4 separate regions of the Homo sapiens genome follow, and regions 1, 2 and 4 are each linked to region 3. A link is a contact called in ENCODE Hi-C or POLR2A ChIA-PET data. All regions are on one chromosome and are shown on one strand. Each heading gives the region's core, a stretch centred on a gene start or an enhancer-like site at or near the end of the contact. The rest is flanking DNA. Distances are from core to core; before and after follow the strand shown. Region 1 overlaps LOC124904265 (a long non-coding RNA gene). Region 2 overlaps GATA6 (GATA binding protein 6). Region 3 overlaps LOC105372019 (a long non-coding RNA gene). Region 4 has its middle 87 kb from the start of CTAGE1.

Evidence for each region. A loop is a pair of places that touch in the nucleus more often than their neighbours do. ChIA-PET counts read pairs that join two places held with the same protein, here RNA polymerase II (POLR2A). Pooled maps may share reads with other maps.
Region 1: a loop to region 3 is called in a map of adrenal gland, with 7 times the contacts of the local background. The contact joins two enhancer-like sites. A Hi-C loop is called at or near these places in 47 of 168 maps with a recorded cell type or tissue (A673, Calu3, IMR-90 and 28 more), 2 of 37 single-sample maps with no recorded cell type and 30 of 50 pooled maps. POLR2A ChIA-PET finds 5 or more read pairs at or near these places in 2 of 52 experiments (HEK293T and WTC11).
Region 2: a loop to region 3 is called in a map of heart left ventricle, with 2.8 times the contacts of the local background. The contact joins two enhancer-like sites. A Hi-C loop is called at or near these places in 21 of 168 maps with a recorded cell type or tissue (Calu3, aorta, ascending aorta and 11 more) and 19 of 50 pooled maps. POLR2A ChIA-PET finds 5 or more read pairs at or near these places in 2 of 52 experiments (BJ and HEK293T).
Region 4: a map of IMR-90 shows a loop between it and region 3 (2.7-fold over the local background). The contact joins two enhancer-like sites. A Hi-C loop is called at or near these places in 1 of 168 maps with a recorded cell type or tissue (IMR-90). POLR2A ChIA-PET finds 5 or more read pairs at or near these places in 3 of 52 experiments (HEK293T, MCF 10A and Panc1).

The regions. Positions count from the first base shown.
Region 1 is chr18:22,557,895-22,561,488 of GRCh38, forward strand. All of the region lies in intron 2 of LOC124904265 (a long non-coding RNA gene), which reads left to right. Among named protein-coding and RNA genes, the nearest start is that of CTAGE1, 140 kb to the left of the region's middle. Within about 2 kb of position 1,725, at least 28 of the 41 ENCODE cell types and tissues checked have a DNase peak (open chromatin) inside an H3K27ac peak, as active enhancers do; they include adrenal gland, testis and transverse colon, where a contact is called at or near this core.
Region 2 is chr18:22,198,811-22,202,899 of GRCh38, forward strand. It overlaps GATA6 (GATA binding protein 6), which reads left to right. Exons shown (of 7, transcript NM_005257.6): 7 at 1,846-3,718. The coding sequence ends at 2,013. Among named protein-coding and RNA genes, the nearest start is that of GATA6, 31 kb to the left of the region's middle. Within about 2 kb of position 1,941, at least 3 of the 41 ENCODE cell types and tissues checked have a DNase peak (open chromatin) inside an H3K27ac peak, as active enhancers do.
Region 3 is chr18:22,344,397-22,348,310 of GRCh38, forward strand. It overlaps LOC105372019 (a long non-coding RNA gene), which reads right to left. Exons shown (of 2, transcript XR_935282.4): 2 at 3,450-3,914. Among named protein-coding and RNA genes, the nearest start is that of CTAGE1, 72 kb to the right of the region's middle. Within about 2 kb of position 1,400, at least 6 of the 41 ENCODE cell types and tissues checked have a DNase peak (open chromatin) inside an H3K27ac peak, as active enhancers do; they include adrenal gland, testis and transverse colon, where a contact is called at or near this core.
Region 4 is chr18:22,503,336-22,506,978 of GRCh38, forward strand. No RefSeq gene overlaps it. Among named protein-coding and RNA genes, the nearest start is that of CTAGE1, 87 kb to the left of the region's middle. Within about 2 kb of position 1,501, at least 9 of the 41 ENCODE cell types and tissues checked have a DNase peak (open chromatin) inside an H3K27ac peak, as active enhancers do.

The DNA of each region.
Region 1 (3,594 bases), core at 475-2,974, 210 kb after region 3:
GGCACATGAGGGATGATACGCATCAATTCAGGTTTTGGTGGATTGGGTTAAAAATATCTTTGCAAGATCTTTACTAGGTAGCTGGAGAGATACCATTGAAGACCTGTTCTATGTATAAAATCTGGAGTGGCCAGCACAGACAGTAATGAAGCTGAAGGCATGTTGTGGGTGAAAGGGGTGTCTAATAAATAGGGACGGAAGGACACTTGAGTGTTTGAATACTCTGTTCATTTTTGGCAGCTTATTGCGAATTCATGTAACAATCCTTCCTAAGAGCAAGTTCTGGAGGAAGGAAGTATGAATCGCTGAGTTTAAGGATGGGGGGTGGGGGTGCAAAAATAATCAAAGTGGAGAAATAATTCTCAGAGTTACCTTCATTATTGAGTACTTACTATGTGCTAGGCCCTGTACCGAGTACTTAATATACATTGTTCTACTGTATTTCATTTAATTCTTACAACAAGCCTACATAAAGTAGATACTATTATCTCCACTTTATGTTAACAAGAGCTGAAGTTTGGAGATTCTATTACTCTCTATCCCTGTTGTTTAATCTGATAGCCGCTAGCTGCAAGTGGCTGTTAGGAATTTAAAATGGGCAACAAAGAAACTTAATTTTTTATTTAACTCCAAATTCTCATTTAATTCAAATTTTATTTTATTTCACATTAGTGTAAATTCACACTTAAGAACTAACACTGGATTCAGTTATTGAAAAATGCTTAAATATTTTTGGAACAATGTGAGTATGTGAATCAATTTTTTCAACTCTAAGTTTTATGAAATGTAACTACAGATCAAGTATTTCCAATGAAAAATTTGTGTCTGAATTGAGATGTGTTGTGAGTGTAATTTTTCGAAGATTCACTGTGAAAAAATATATGAAATATCTCATTTATAATTTTTATATTGATTACATATTGAAATAATGTTTTGAATATATCAGATTAAAAATATATTGTTAAAATTAATTTCACCTGTTTTACCTTTTCACTTTCTTTTATGTGACTACTGGACATTTTTCAATTCCCTAAGGGAATTGAGTTCCCCGGGGCTGACGGGGAGCACGGCCTGGGCAGCCCTTTCCCGAGGATGTCCCAGTGGAGACGGGCTCACACCGAGGTGCGCGCACATGCGCGTCTGCGCGGTCCGCCGCGGGTGGACCGAATCTCACCCCGTGCCCACGACCGGCGGGCTTTCCTGTTTGCCTTTTTGAACTCTGTTTTCTTTGAGTCTTGGAGAGAGCCAGGGGCTGTGATGTCACTGTATAAACAGAGGGAAGGGTGGGGGCGAAAGTTGCATTGGAGCGAACCCGGCGGTGGAGGAGGGCTGGTGGGAGGATGGGGGTGGGGAGGGAGATTTTTTTTTTAAAAGTGGTTTGGTCTCGGGGGTGTAGGGGCAGCGGGGGACTCTGCAGAGTCCCGATAAAGAAACAGAATGGGACTGCCAGTCCCTAACCTAGGGGCGGGGAGGGGGACGTGGCTGGAAGAGACAGGGGTTGGTGGGGGGAGGTTGGAAAAATATGGGACGCCTAGAGCTAATTCCTCTGATTAAAAATGCATTAGTTTGGAGGTGTCAGGGACACGCAGCTGTTTTCAAGGAAAGCCTGGCTCCAAGAGGTCCTCCCCGGCCGGGCCGCCTGGCGGCTCCATCCCGGGTGGGTGTCAGCGAGCGCGCAGCCCCCGACGCTTGTCCTCTCCCTGACAGGGCCCTGGCCAATGTCCTGCTGCTGCGGGTCGTGGTAATTTACATCCTCTCTGTGTACATTAACTTATCTGCAGCCGCGCTGGCTGCGCTCCTTCAGTCAGCCTGTCTCCTGCGCAGCCTGGGAGCCTTCCCCGACCCAGCGACCCACCGGGCGGCCGGGGGCGACTGGGGAACCCTGGGAATCACAACAACCGCCCGGTTCCGACCCGGCCCGGACGCCCGCGGGGGCGGGGGACTCTGTGGGGCCAGGCGTGGAGGGCCGGCGAGCCCGGCTCGGGCAGGGCAGAGGCGGGCGGCCGGGGGCTGGCGGCGAACACTTAGTGGCTAATTCATGACTCATGACTCATGCGCAGGCTCCTCTTCAGTGACAGCCGGGACAGTTCCTGGTTATTTGTAGCCCCCCGGCTTTCATTTCGCTGTAATTAAGCAGTCATTTGAGGGTCATTTCATCCCCGTTATAGGTTTCTCTGTTTTAATCATGCTTTGAGTTCCAGTGGGGGCAGCAGGGAGTGGAAGGGGAGGTTGGGAAGGAGGCGTGGAGGGCAAGAGGGTAATCGTCTCTGAGAACGCGTGCACTTTTCATAACTCTTCCCGTGACAGGCCCTGGTGCAGGCTCCGCAGACGCCGACGCCCGGCGCTCCGCTCCGGGGCGCGGGCCAGATCCTCTTCCCTGACACCCGCGGTCTTCCCTGAGAAGAGGTCTGGCCCTTTTTGAGTCAGATGTTGGATTTTCTGCTTTCCCCTCTGGCACCACACTAATCATTCTCTTTAATCGCTGTAGCTTTTTAATGAGGCCAAGTAGGTATTTATGGAGCCGTCTACTCTCCAAACGCTGATGCTTGATAAGTCATTTATAACTTATCGGTGGGCTTTGCATAGGCCAAACCCAGAAGAAAGGAAGTGAGAATAAAATAGAGGCTGGATTTTACGAGGAACCTTCAGCGTATCTTCAGGTCCTAGATGGTACCAAGCCCTTGTGGGAAATGTTCAATCCATCAGACATAAGAATAAGAAACGGCCACAGCCTGTCCGAATTTTGTGAAAATTCTCTGGCTGTCATTCTTGATTTTTTTTTTTTTAATTCCCTCCACTTTCTCCTTTGGCTGGTTCATGTATTCTTTAGATATCATTTGAAGCTTCCATTCCAAGGCCAAGTCTAAGATGTTCTTTAAAGAAATCTTAAGCTATTGCATTTGGAGGGCACACAGATTGAAACTGAAAGGACTGGAAAGAAATAAAGGACAGAAACCAGATTTTCTGTCATTGCAAAGAGTAGGTGCCACAGGCTCCAAATCTCAGTAGATATTAAAGTTAAAGCAGGAGTCTGCGGTAACAGTAGGAGGGTGGTTGCTTTCAAAAGAGAAGGGAAGAGAGAAAACCTGTCCAAGAAAGGGCAGGAGAAAGAGTGAGAGAGAAACAACACAGACTAGAAAAACAAAATGAATGAATCAATCAACATATGAGTATTTAATGTGCATTAAGGAAACTTCAAAAATGTTTTCAGCCATAAAATGGAATAAAATACTGATACATGCTATAACCATGGATGAGCCTTGAGAACTTTAAACTAGGTGAGAGAAGCCACTTATAAAAGACCACATATTCTATAATTCCATTTAGATGAAACGTCCAGAACAGGCAACTCTATAGAGACGGGAAGTAGATTAGCTGTTACCTTGAACTGGGGGTGGGGGTAGGAGTAAGGGGACTGGGGGAGCGACTGCTAGAATTAATTGTGATGGTGATTGTACAACTCTGAATATGCTAATAACCACAGACTTACATGCTTTAAATGGGTGAATTGTATAGTATGTGAATTATATCTCAATAAATCTGTTACTGAAAACAGTTTCCGTTAAGTTAAATAGAAGCAGGTCCCAAAACAGC
Region 2 (4,089 bases), core at 691-3,190, 150 kb before region 3:
GCTTTTTCAGAATTGCCACAAGAATCCATCTGAAGCTTTAGACATCTCACTGATTTTTGTGAAATTTGCTTTTTAATGCACCTAAAACCCTCAGTTTAAGTCTTTACATTTGTGTTATATAAACAAAAGTTTGGGTGTGGGGCCAGTGTTGTTGCTGGATTTTCATAAAACCTCATTTCTGCTGGGAAAGGGAAGGAGTGGTTACCTGTGGAGGGGTCGGGTTTGGTCTGTCTGGTTGGGAGGAAGGAAGTTTGGGTGCTTAGACTCAGAGGGCTTGCTCGCCTGAAGTCCTGCCTCCCAGCCTCATGCCCTTATGGTGAGGGTTGAGAGCAAACCAGATCTTGTTGGAAAACGAGTAGAGTTGGACCTCATTCACTTGCAGGCCGTGGAGGCTCGGCACACTTCCTTTCTGTTCCGCCTGTGTCTGGTGCCAGAGAAATGCTGTTTTAAGGATTTAATGGGATTATGTATGTAAAAAAGAAATTCTGTGAAAAGTACACAATGTCCTACCTCTGTCAAATAACAAGTATCTGGTAATTTATAGAATGGAGCCCTGAAAGCTTGGAAGGAATAAGAGCTCCTGAACTTTTAGAAGGAAAAAGGTGATTTTAAAAAGTACATGATTATGGCGAAATTTTTCAAAAAGCTTCTCAAAAGCAACTTTATTCAAACTGTTGTCTAAACAGATTTTAGTTATTTTGGTTTGATTTTACTAAATTATATGATGTTTCCTATTTGGCCTTTTTCATGTGAATGGGAGGAATGGGTGGAACAGGGCAAAGGTGAACTTGTGCTTCAAGAAATCATTGTGGCCAGGCACAGTGGCTCACGCCTGTAATCCCAGCACTCTGGGAGGCCCAGGCAAGCAGATCACCTGAGGTCAGGAGTTTGAGACCAGCCTGGCCAACATGGTGAAACCCCGTCTCTACTAAAAATACAAAAATTAGCCAGGTGTGGTGGTGCATGCCTGTAATCCCAGCTACTCGGGAGGCTGAGGCAGGAGAATCACTTGAACTCAGGAGATGGAGGTTGCACTGAGCTGAGATCGTGCCACTGTACTCCAGCCTGGGAGACAGTGAGACTCTGTTTCAAAAAAAAAAAAAAAAAAAAAAAGAAAGAAATCATTGCCATGATCATGGCAGATAGAGGATGTTAGCATTTTCTTTATAACGTGGTCTGCTTCAGACATGGACTGTTCTTGTAAAGAATTAAGGTAAATGAGGTAGATTTTAAAGCCTGTATATGCATAGGTTTATTTTCCATGAAGTCAATGTTCAAAAATTTCACTGATCAGGGAATGTTGAACTGTGCAGCTTTTCTAAAAAGTCTAAAAAGACTTTGCCATCACTGGATAAGCCTTGTTAGAGTGTGTGTGTGTGTGTGTGTGTGTGCGCGCGCACGCATGCGTGCGCTCTGCATTTTCTCTTTGGAAATGATCAGGTTGTGTGTGCATCATTAATGCCTATTCACCCACACAGTGAGGTTTGTTTCACAGTCAGAGATCTTAGAGCTTGGCACTTTTTACAAATAGGATTTCTTCAGTTCCCCTTCCTTTTGTCCAGCTTTGCATCTTGCCAGTGGCTCCTGCCCTGAGTTCTAAAGTTTCGAAGGCTTAAGTGGCCAGGGTCAGGTCAGTGGCACTGTGTGCAATGCAGGGAAAGGCCCCCACTTGCTGGGGGCAGGGGATAGTAACGCCGGCTTCATTTCTCCTGCCCTGGGTCTGCCCAGGAGCAGCTCTGGCCCTGGCTGCACAGACCCGTTCATTAGCTCCCATGTATTTCACTACCAGGATTGTAACCGCTTCTCACCTTCTCGTCTCTCCTCTGTGTCCCCCTCTTCTGCCAGGCGGGTGCCCCGGTGATGACTGGTGCGGGAGAGAGCACCAATCCCGAGAACAGCGAGCTCAAGTATTCGGGTCAAGATGGGCTCTACATAGGCGTCAGTCTCGCCTCGCCGGCCGAAGTCACGTCCTCCGTGCGACCGGATTCCTGGTGCGCCCTGGCCCTGGCCTGAGCCCACGCCGCCAGGAGGCAGGGAGGGCTCCGCCGCGGGCCTCACTCCACTCGTGTCTGCTTTTGTGCAGCGGTCCAGACAGTGGCGACTGCGCTGACAGAACGTGATTCTCGTGCCTTTATTTTGAAAGAGATGTTTTTCCCAAGAGGCTTGCTGAAAGAGTGAGAGAAGATGGAAGGGAAGGGCCAGTGCAACTGGGCGCTTGGGCCACTCCAGCCAGCCCGCCTCCGGGGCGGACCCTGCTCCACTTCCAGAAGCCAGGACTAGGACCTGGGCCTTGCCTGCTATGGAATATTGAGAGAGATTTTTTAAAAAAGATTTTGCATTTTGTCCAAAATCATGTGCTTCTTCTGATCAATTTTGGTTGTTCCAGAATTTCTTCATACCTTTTCCACATCCAGATTTCATGTGCGTTCATGGAGAAGATCACTTGAGGCCATTTGGTACACATCTCTGGAGGCTGAGTCGGTTCATGAGGTCTCTTATCAAAAATATTACTCAGTTTGCAAGACTGCATTGTAACTTTAACATACACTGTGACTGACGTTTCTCAAAGTTCATATTGTGTGGCTGATCTGAAGTCAGTCGGAATTTGTAAACAGGGTAGCAAACAAGATATTTTTCTTCCATGTATACAATAATTTTTTTAAAAAGTGCAATTTGCGTTGCAGCAATCAGTGTTAAATCATTTGCATAAGATTTAACAGCATTTTTTATAATGAATGTAAACATTTTAACTTAATGGTACTTAAAATAATTTAAAAGAAAAATGTTAACTTAGACATTCTTATGCTTCTTTTACAACTACATCCCATTTTATATTTCCAATTGTTAAAGAAAAATATTTCAAGAACAAATCTTCTCTCAGGAAAATTGCCTTTCTCTATTTGTTAAGAATTTTTATACAAGAACACCAATATACCCCCTTTATTTTACTGTGGAATATGTGCTGGAAAAATTGCAACAACACTTTACTACCTAACGGATAGCATTTGTAAATACTCTAGGTATCTGTAAACACTCTGATGAAGTCTGTATAGTGTGACTAACCCACAGGCAGGTTGGTTTACATTAATTTTTTTTTTTGAATGGGATGTCCTATGGAAACCTATTTCACCAGAGTTTTAAAAATAAAAAGGGTATTGTTTTGTCTTCTGTACAGTGAGTTCCTTCCCTTTTCAAAGCTTTCTTTTTATGCTGTATGTGACTATAGATATTCATATAAAACAAGTGCACGTGAAGTTTGCAAAATGCTTTAAGGCCTTCCTTTCAAAGCATAGTCCTTTTGGAGCCGTTTTGTACCTTTTATACCTTGGCTTATTTGAAGTTGACACATGGGGTTAGTTACTACTCTCCATGTGCATTGGGGACAGTTTTTATAAGTGGGAAGGACTCAGTATTATTATATTTGAGATGATAAGCATTTTGTTTGGGAACAATGCTTAAAAATATTCCAGAAAGTTCAGATTTTTTTTCTTTGTGAATGAAATATATTCTGGCCCACGAACAGGGCGATTTCCTTTCAGTTTTTTCCTTTTGCAACGTGCCTTGAAGTCTCAAAGCTCACCTGAGGTTGCAGACGTTACCCCCAACAGAAGATAGGTAGAAATGATTCCAGTGGCCTCTTTGTATTTTCTTCATTGTTGAGTAGATTTCAGGAAATCAGGAGGTGTTTCACAATACAGAATGATGGCCTTTAACTGTGGCTCCCTGAGTGTACAGTATTTTTTTACTTCTTTTCATGCACTTATTACAGTCATTCTATGGGGTTCAGTCTGAATCTTTCAAGAGAAGGAATGTCTTCCTTAGTCCTGGTGAATGCTACTCTATAGAGGGACAGTGTCCATAGCCAGTGTGTGTGTGTGTGTGTGTTTCTGGGTAATTCAGTAAGGCCCACGTGCACCCTGATATCATAAGGTGGGCCAGAACAATGGTTAAGAGTGTTGGGTATGCAGGCAGATCACTAGGCTTCAATTCCCTGCTTGGCCGTGGATAAGCTCTGTGACCTTGGGCAAGTTATCCAGCTCTCATCTTTCTAATATAAAATAAAGGCAAATAGTATATAAATCACAGGAT
Region 3 (3,914 bases), core at 150-2,649:
AGTGACCATGCACCCATAACAATGGCTAGTCTTCATGGCGCACACTCATGTTTTAGGCCATTTAATCCCCACATAGCCCTATGGGAAGGTTCCTTTAGCTTTTCCATTTGACAGTGGGTGACACACAGAAAGATAAAGAAACCAAGACAGGCTGCACATTTAACAAGCACAGAGTCAGGACTGGACCAGGCAGCCTGGCATCAGAAACTTTTCTCTTGAGACTCCTTTGCACTGCCTGTGTTTTCTGTTTCACTCCTACTGAGATATTAATCACCTACCAAAACTCAAAATACCACGGGAAACAGCATTCTGTGGTGGTTAAGAATATGGACTATGGATATAGAATGCCTGAGTTTACATCTCAGCTCCATCACTTAGCAGCTGTGTCACTTTGGGCATGTTACTTAACTTCTCAGTGCTTCATCTGTAACATAAGGATAATAATAATACTTCTTAGGGTTGCTTGAGGATGAGTTAATATATGTAAGGTAACCCGGCACATGTCCGTGTTAACTATTATTATTATTATTTCATCTCACCTATCTGCAGCTGAACTAGCACCAACGAATCTCATTATATGTGAACTGAATTAGGTTAAGCTCTGGGGTCAGATCCTGATCTCTTTATCTAGTGGTTGACAGTGTCACTCACTGTTGACAGGACAGCCTCTAACAGGGGTTATTGTCATCTCACGCAGTAGTGTTTCCTGTGGGTACAGAGAGTGGCTGCATGCATAAACCAAGGGCTTCTCAACTTTCCAACATATTAATAATAAAATGAAAAGACAGAAAATCACACTTATTGACCAATTCCAAAGGAAATTCATTTTACTTTACCAAATTGTTACCAAAATATTTGCTTATTTCAACTCTGGAAAAATACCTTTGGGAGGATGAAAGGGTTGAACTTTTACTTTTTATGCTTCAAATAACTTCTAAACACAAGCCTGTTTGGTGAAAAGGGAAAAAACCTGTGAATGTCTCACTTTGCAAAAGAACAACAGGAAGCTCTGGTTGGCAAGGTTTTACATGCACTTCAGAGAGTTTAAGGTCAAGGTGCAGAAGGGCTAGTGAGGAACTGGAGCTGAGGCTGAGCTTGTGGCTTAAGGGGTGGGTGCTAGATTTCTGCCTGCTTAGGAGGGGCTGTGCCTCTCCCTTCTCCCTTGGCCAGCTGCTCACAGGAACTTCTTTTTCTGGAGCCTTGTAGAAGATTCATCGTGGTCCCAGCACTTACACATCTGAGCCAGCTCAGGCTGGATGGAAAGTTTTGAGGGCCACCTATTCCTAAATATTCAGGAGGAGAAAAGAAAATCCCTTGCAAATGACAGGAAAAAGCCATCCTTTCTCAATACTTAAACATGACATTATGATTCCTGGAAACCACAACAAAAAAACAGAACAACATTCACTCTGTCTCAAAAATTCAAATAGGCACAAGGCAATGACATATGGTAGTTTTTGTTTCTCACAGAACTGAGATCTGCAGTTCTCAAGGACTTTCTGGATGGTGACTACAGCCAGGGGCAATGAGGTCAGCGTGGCTGGGGCTTTCCGGTCACTGGTGGGCAGAGGAGCACAGGGAGCATGTACTGGGGTTGGATCTATAGGCTGGGAGCCAGCAGGCCTGCACTCAAATGCAGTTCTACCACTTTCTACTTGTGGGGTTTGCTGATAAGGCCTCTCTGCCTCAGTTCCTCAGCTGCAAAGTAGGGAGAATAATAGTATTTGGCTCCCAGGGTGGCTGTGAGCGTTAAATGAATGAAGACATAGCAAGGTGTTCAATACCTTGCACGGGTCAGCTATTTAGTTAATGTTATTTATTATTGTTGTGCTCTGATCCTACTTGTGCAATCAGGGGAATGCCATTAACCTCTTTTTGTCCTTGTTTCTCCCTTATAAAATGGAATAAAAATACTTCTTTTGGGGCTGTTGTAAAGTTTAAATGGAATAGTGTACAAATTGGCATTTATTGAGTTGGGTTCAATAAGTGGTAGCCTTCCCAGGAAGGATCGTTTGGGAGTCTTCTACACCTTAGATTCCCCATGAGATCTTTTCAAAGGCAAATCTGATAACACATCTTTTCTTCCTGGAGAAGCCAAGGTTTGATCCTTGCTCAGAGCAGCTTGAAGCAGCAGTGAGTGAGTAAAGCTGGCACCCCTCCAGCTGAGAGAGGAAACCTGAACAAAACCATGGAAGGAAGTATCTAGAAGGCTTTATGCAGTGCTAGGCACACTTCTAAGGATGTGATAACTTAGTTCAACCTCACACACTCTTACAAGCTGGAACTACTATCATTTCCATTTTGCAGGTGATGAAACTGGATTCAAACCCAAGTCATCTGGCCCTGGAGTCTGTGTCCTGGGCATAACACACTGCCCTGGCATAGGAACTTTCCGAGGAGATAGGAGGCTGAGATCATGGTGGGGAAATGAGCAGAAAGGCTGGTGGGAGTGCTGTGAACACCAGGCCAACCTTCAATTTAAAACAATTCCTTCAAGGAAACACAGCTCCAACTATTCCTTGTCAGCAGAGCAGCTGCACACAGTCCCTTGTCCTGTATGTCCTGATAATCGTCCTTTTCCACTTCCTCTCTCCCCTCCCCCTGGCCGACTTATTGATACCGACGTGGACAAATGAGGTCAGAAAACTTCAGTGACCGCACACAGTGTCCTTCTCTATGGGTCACTCGCTCACAAGGTCAGCACAACAAACCCTCCTGCTGCAAGGATTGTCCCTGGGAAGCTGGGGGAGGAGCCTGCGTGCTTCCGCGTCTCCCTTGACTCCTGCCTGTCCGAGGCCAGAATGGGACTGCGCTGATTAGAGAGGGAGCAATTCTGGAGGGCAGGAGTGAGGTGGAGGAGGTGACCCTGAGCTAGGCAGAAGATCACGTAGGAGGCTGTTCACTGAAATGAGCTTTTGCACTTGGAACATTACATAATCAGAGAACACCTTGTTACCTTGTTTTGGTAATAATTAAGAGTTCAAATCAATCACCTTTCCATTCATTATTTTTAAAACGACAGATGTCAGAAATCTAAACCTTGTTTTTACTGTTTTGGGGGATGCGGGGAAGCGAGATTAGCCAGCCTCTGAATCACCCACCCACATGTGGTACATTCCTTGGGGTAATTAGAAGATTGTATGTTCCTCTTTCCAGAGATACTTGAAGAATCATACTGTAAATTTGTGTAACATTTTATAAATTATTTTGCGTACATTTTTAGGAGATGAGAAATCATTTTGTTTCAGATTAAAAACTCTCTCAAAATAAAATCTAAATATCTCTTCCTGGACATAGCTTTTTTCAGACTGCAACTGCAGAATGGGGCTTTTTTCTATCTCTCTTTATTTAAAGATCACATAAATTTTAAGAAAAGAAAGCCACTGGTTTTAGGAGTCTAAGAGCAAAGATTTAGAAAGAAGAAAGAATACGCCTTTGGAAGATCTGCATACTTTGGAAATGAAGAGAGTTTTATTTCTTAGAGACAGGAGGAAGATTTATAGATTTATGTTTCCTCCATAAGACAAATGACCGAAGCGCACGTTGTTGGTTTTTTTCAGCACTAAATCTAATCAATAACCTTTGTTACGAAAGAAACAAATAATCGCTAAAGTTTAGTAAAGGTATAAAATTCACTAGGTTCTAGTGTTCGGGTTATTTGAAACGTGTGTGTGTGTCTCTCTCTCTAGAGCTGTGCTTCAGCTAATTCCTGTTAAATAGTTATGGAGTATTTTTTTCTTTTTGCTACGAGCCTTGCAACATATGAGACAAATCAGACAAGTTTAGAATCACAGAATGTTAGGGCTGGAGAGGACGTGGCGCTAGCCGCGTGCCCAGAGTTTACAGTTGAGACGTTGAGGCCCCCAGAGCTGCTGAGACTTGCCCAGTGTCACCTAGCTGCTGAGGCCCGGGGA
Region 4 (3,643 bases), core at 251-2,750, 160 kb after region 3:
TACAGTCTGAGCTCTTATCCTCTGACTTGTTTCCTTAAGTTTCTATCAAGCTCCTCAGTCAGGTTAGTTGGAATATTCCCATGCTTCTTCCTTTTTCTGTTAGAGAATAAGGTCTATTATATAACTCCTTCATCTCCTTAGAAATACAGATAGCCTATCAGCAGTTTTGGAAAAACATCCCAACTGATTTTAGGGCATTGAGGCGTTTGATGGGAGGAAGCTATCTATACAAAGAGTGAATGCTGTACAAACAGCAAACTTTACAGGGAAAAAGTTGATATTTATAGATACTCATTTATACCCCAGGGCAAGACAGACAGATAGATAGATAGATAGATAGATAGATAGATAGATAGATAGATAGCAATATATTGATATCTGTTTATCCATTGAGTCAAACAAATAAACACACATAGATTACAAAGGTCCTTTTCTCTTCCCATGCCTGAAGAGAAAGGAGGCCTGTGGTTTCTTTCCATAGATATGCATCACTCCTGAAAAGCACACTCACATCTTGTTTATATATTACAGCCTTCCGCTACTTCACCAAATGTCTCCTGGCCTTTGCTCAGTGAGCCAGTTGAGCTCCCAGAAAAATCCTTCATTCTTTCCCAACTGTGCCTCCCAAGACAGATGTTTTATATCAAGGACACCAAGTCCTGCCCTGAGGACTTAGCCAGCAAAAACTCACTAGAGGCCCTTGCCTTCAGGAGATGATGTAACCTTGGAGAGATGTGTGCTACAATCTCCCTGCAAAGGCGGAAGACAGCGTGAACTCACAGGGGACCCAGGCCAGGGTATTGGGTGGGCCATCCCTCTCTGTTGTGATGAGTGGCTATAGTGTGTAAGTCAGCCTGGGAAAATGTCTGCTCAGTCCCAGGAGTGGATTCCACAGCTCTTTGGTTGACAGTTCAGTTCCCACCATCTTCTGCTTGCAAGTCTTCTTAGGGCAATGCTGCAGGGTAGGTCCTTGTCCTGTTTTATTCAAGAGCACTCCTGGTATGGCCCCACCATCTGTGCAGAGAGCAAGGCTTCACATGTCTCCAGGGTCTTATGGTAAGTTGGATATGACAAGTGAGAACCCAGCAGTCTGGGGACAGTGCTCAGAGCAGTGTAAAGGGCAGTCACACAGCCAAGTACTTTCCAAGGCAGGGCAGGCCTTGCCAGTCCTCACTCAGAGATGTTCACACCAGCCTTGTGTACAGCATGCTTAGCTCTTTGATTTCTGAGCCCTCAGCTATCACAAGTAGTCAATTCTCAGGAGAGGCTGAGTTGGGAGATGGACCTAATGACATTGCCTAGCACACAGTAGGCACTCAAAGCATATTAGATGAATGACAGAATGATCAAACAGCATCAAAAAGGCACAGCTAACTAGAAGAGGGGGCCCAGGAAAACAAATAAGTAAAATTGATGCTTTCGTGCCTGGGCCCTTTAGGACAAGGAAAAGAACTCAGGATTGCAAACTGCTAGTCTGAACTAGGGACTTGACATTTATTATCTGAGTCACTCATGTAGTCATCCTGGGAGGTATTAGGAACACCCTTTTACAGATGCAGAGGTGGAAGCCTGGAGAAGGGAAGTGGTTCCCCCCAGGTCCTCCATCCAGTAAGGGGCAAGGCCTCAGTCCCAACAAAGCTCTACCTCTGTTGCAGCTCATAGCTCAGTTTCCTCAACTACAGAAAGGATGCAGCGTTGCTTATCAAATGGGGTGGTTTCGAAAGCAGCATATTTAAACTCTGGATTAGGACCCCATTAAACTTGAATCTGGATCAGATCTAGGGAGAAGTTTACTTTTGTGCTATTCATAAAAGAAAAGGTTTAGAAAGCCAAGAACCGTGTAAACCACATTGCTGGGTGGGAGGATGTGAAAAGTATGTAAGCAAATAAACTATCTCTAAGCAACTCAAACATAAGACAAACATTTATTTGCATATAGATGAGTGATGTGATTGCTTCTGCCTGGAACCATTTTTCACTTTTCTGTCTTTTCCCCTTTTTTTCTAACTAACTTTTATTTATCCTTCAAGTCATGCCTTAACTGTCATGCCCTGTGGAAAGCCTCTACTGACCCCTGCACTAAGTGACTCACTTCTATTATACTATCCTGTGTCCTCCATTATTTTAATTGCTTGTTTATTTTCTGTCTTCCTTTCCAGGCAGCAAATTCCACAGTAACAGTAGCAATGATGTCCTTAGCACTTAGCACAGTCCCTGACACACTGCCAAAAGTACATGTAAAATGAATATATGAAAGAATAAATGATATGCTAATTACAAATCACAGGTTCCTCTAAGATACTTTTCCCAAACAAGTCACTAAATGGATTGAATAGTCACTCCTTTAACTGCTTGTTCTCTCTCTGTGCCTTTTTCAACAACTTTTGATTAAATCGCTACTGTTCATCAGATTCCATACTAGATGAAATAGACACATTTATTTGCCCTACGTAACCCACTGTGTCCCGTTCACATGTCTGTAGAGTGCCCATAATGCTTTGTAGCACTCATCTATTTACATGTTTGTCTCTACAACTAAAAGGCTATAAACTCGTAGAACTCAGAGTTAGGGTATTGATCATCTTACATCACCAGAACCTGGCACAGTGAGTGGTAGAGAATAAGTACTTTATAATTGTATTTGGAGTGGTGAATAAAATATTTTAAATTGATACAGCCCTTTGGAAATCAATCTGGCAAAATGAATTGAATACCTTAAAATACTTATATTGACTACTTCTAATATAACATAAGTAAATCATTCATCTTAAACAAAAATCCCTATGTAAAAATATTTATCAATTATAGTAACAAAATGTGGGAACTAGTTAAATGTCTATTTGTAAATAAAAGGTTAAGTAATCTACCACACACGTCTACATGTTGGAGTATTGTGCAGGCTTTATAAATGATGCTAAGGAAGAACACAGGAAAGTGATCATGAAATCACTTTTAATTAAATAAAATTTAAGTATTAAAATTGTATTTTAAATACCATATTCATATATTCATTTTTGAAAAAAATTAAAGCAAGCTAATTATAGGAAACACAATACATGAAAGAAATAGACAAACATATCATGTGTTTGGTGAATGATCAATGGGCATTTTGCTTTTATTTCCTTATGTGTTAAGTAATTTCCAAATTTTCTTAAATAAGTTTGCTCATTTTTTTTCTTTTTTTTCTTTTTTTGAGACAGAGTCTTGCACTGTCGCCCGGGCTGGAGTGCACTGGCGTGATCTTGGCTCACTGCAAGCTCTGCCTCCCGGGTTCACACCATTCTCCTGCCTCAGCCTCCCAAGCAGCTGGGACTACAGGCACCCGCCACCACACCCAGCTAATTTTCTGTATTTTTAATAGAGACAGGGTTTCACTGTGTTAGCCAGGATGGTCTAGATCTCCTGACCTTGTGATCCACCTGCCTTGGCCTCCCAAAGTGCTGGGATGACAGGCATGAGCCACCGCGCCCAGCAAGTTTGCTCATTTTATAATGAAAATAATGTCATTGAAGACTTCCATTTCCAACCATTACAGAGAAATGAGAACCAAAATTTACCTCCCACCCTAAACAACTTATAAAACTGAACAAAATACATGAAATAACAGTTTTAGATATTGAACAAGAGGTGGCAAAGGAGAATG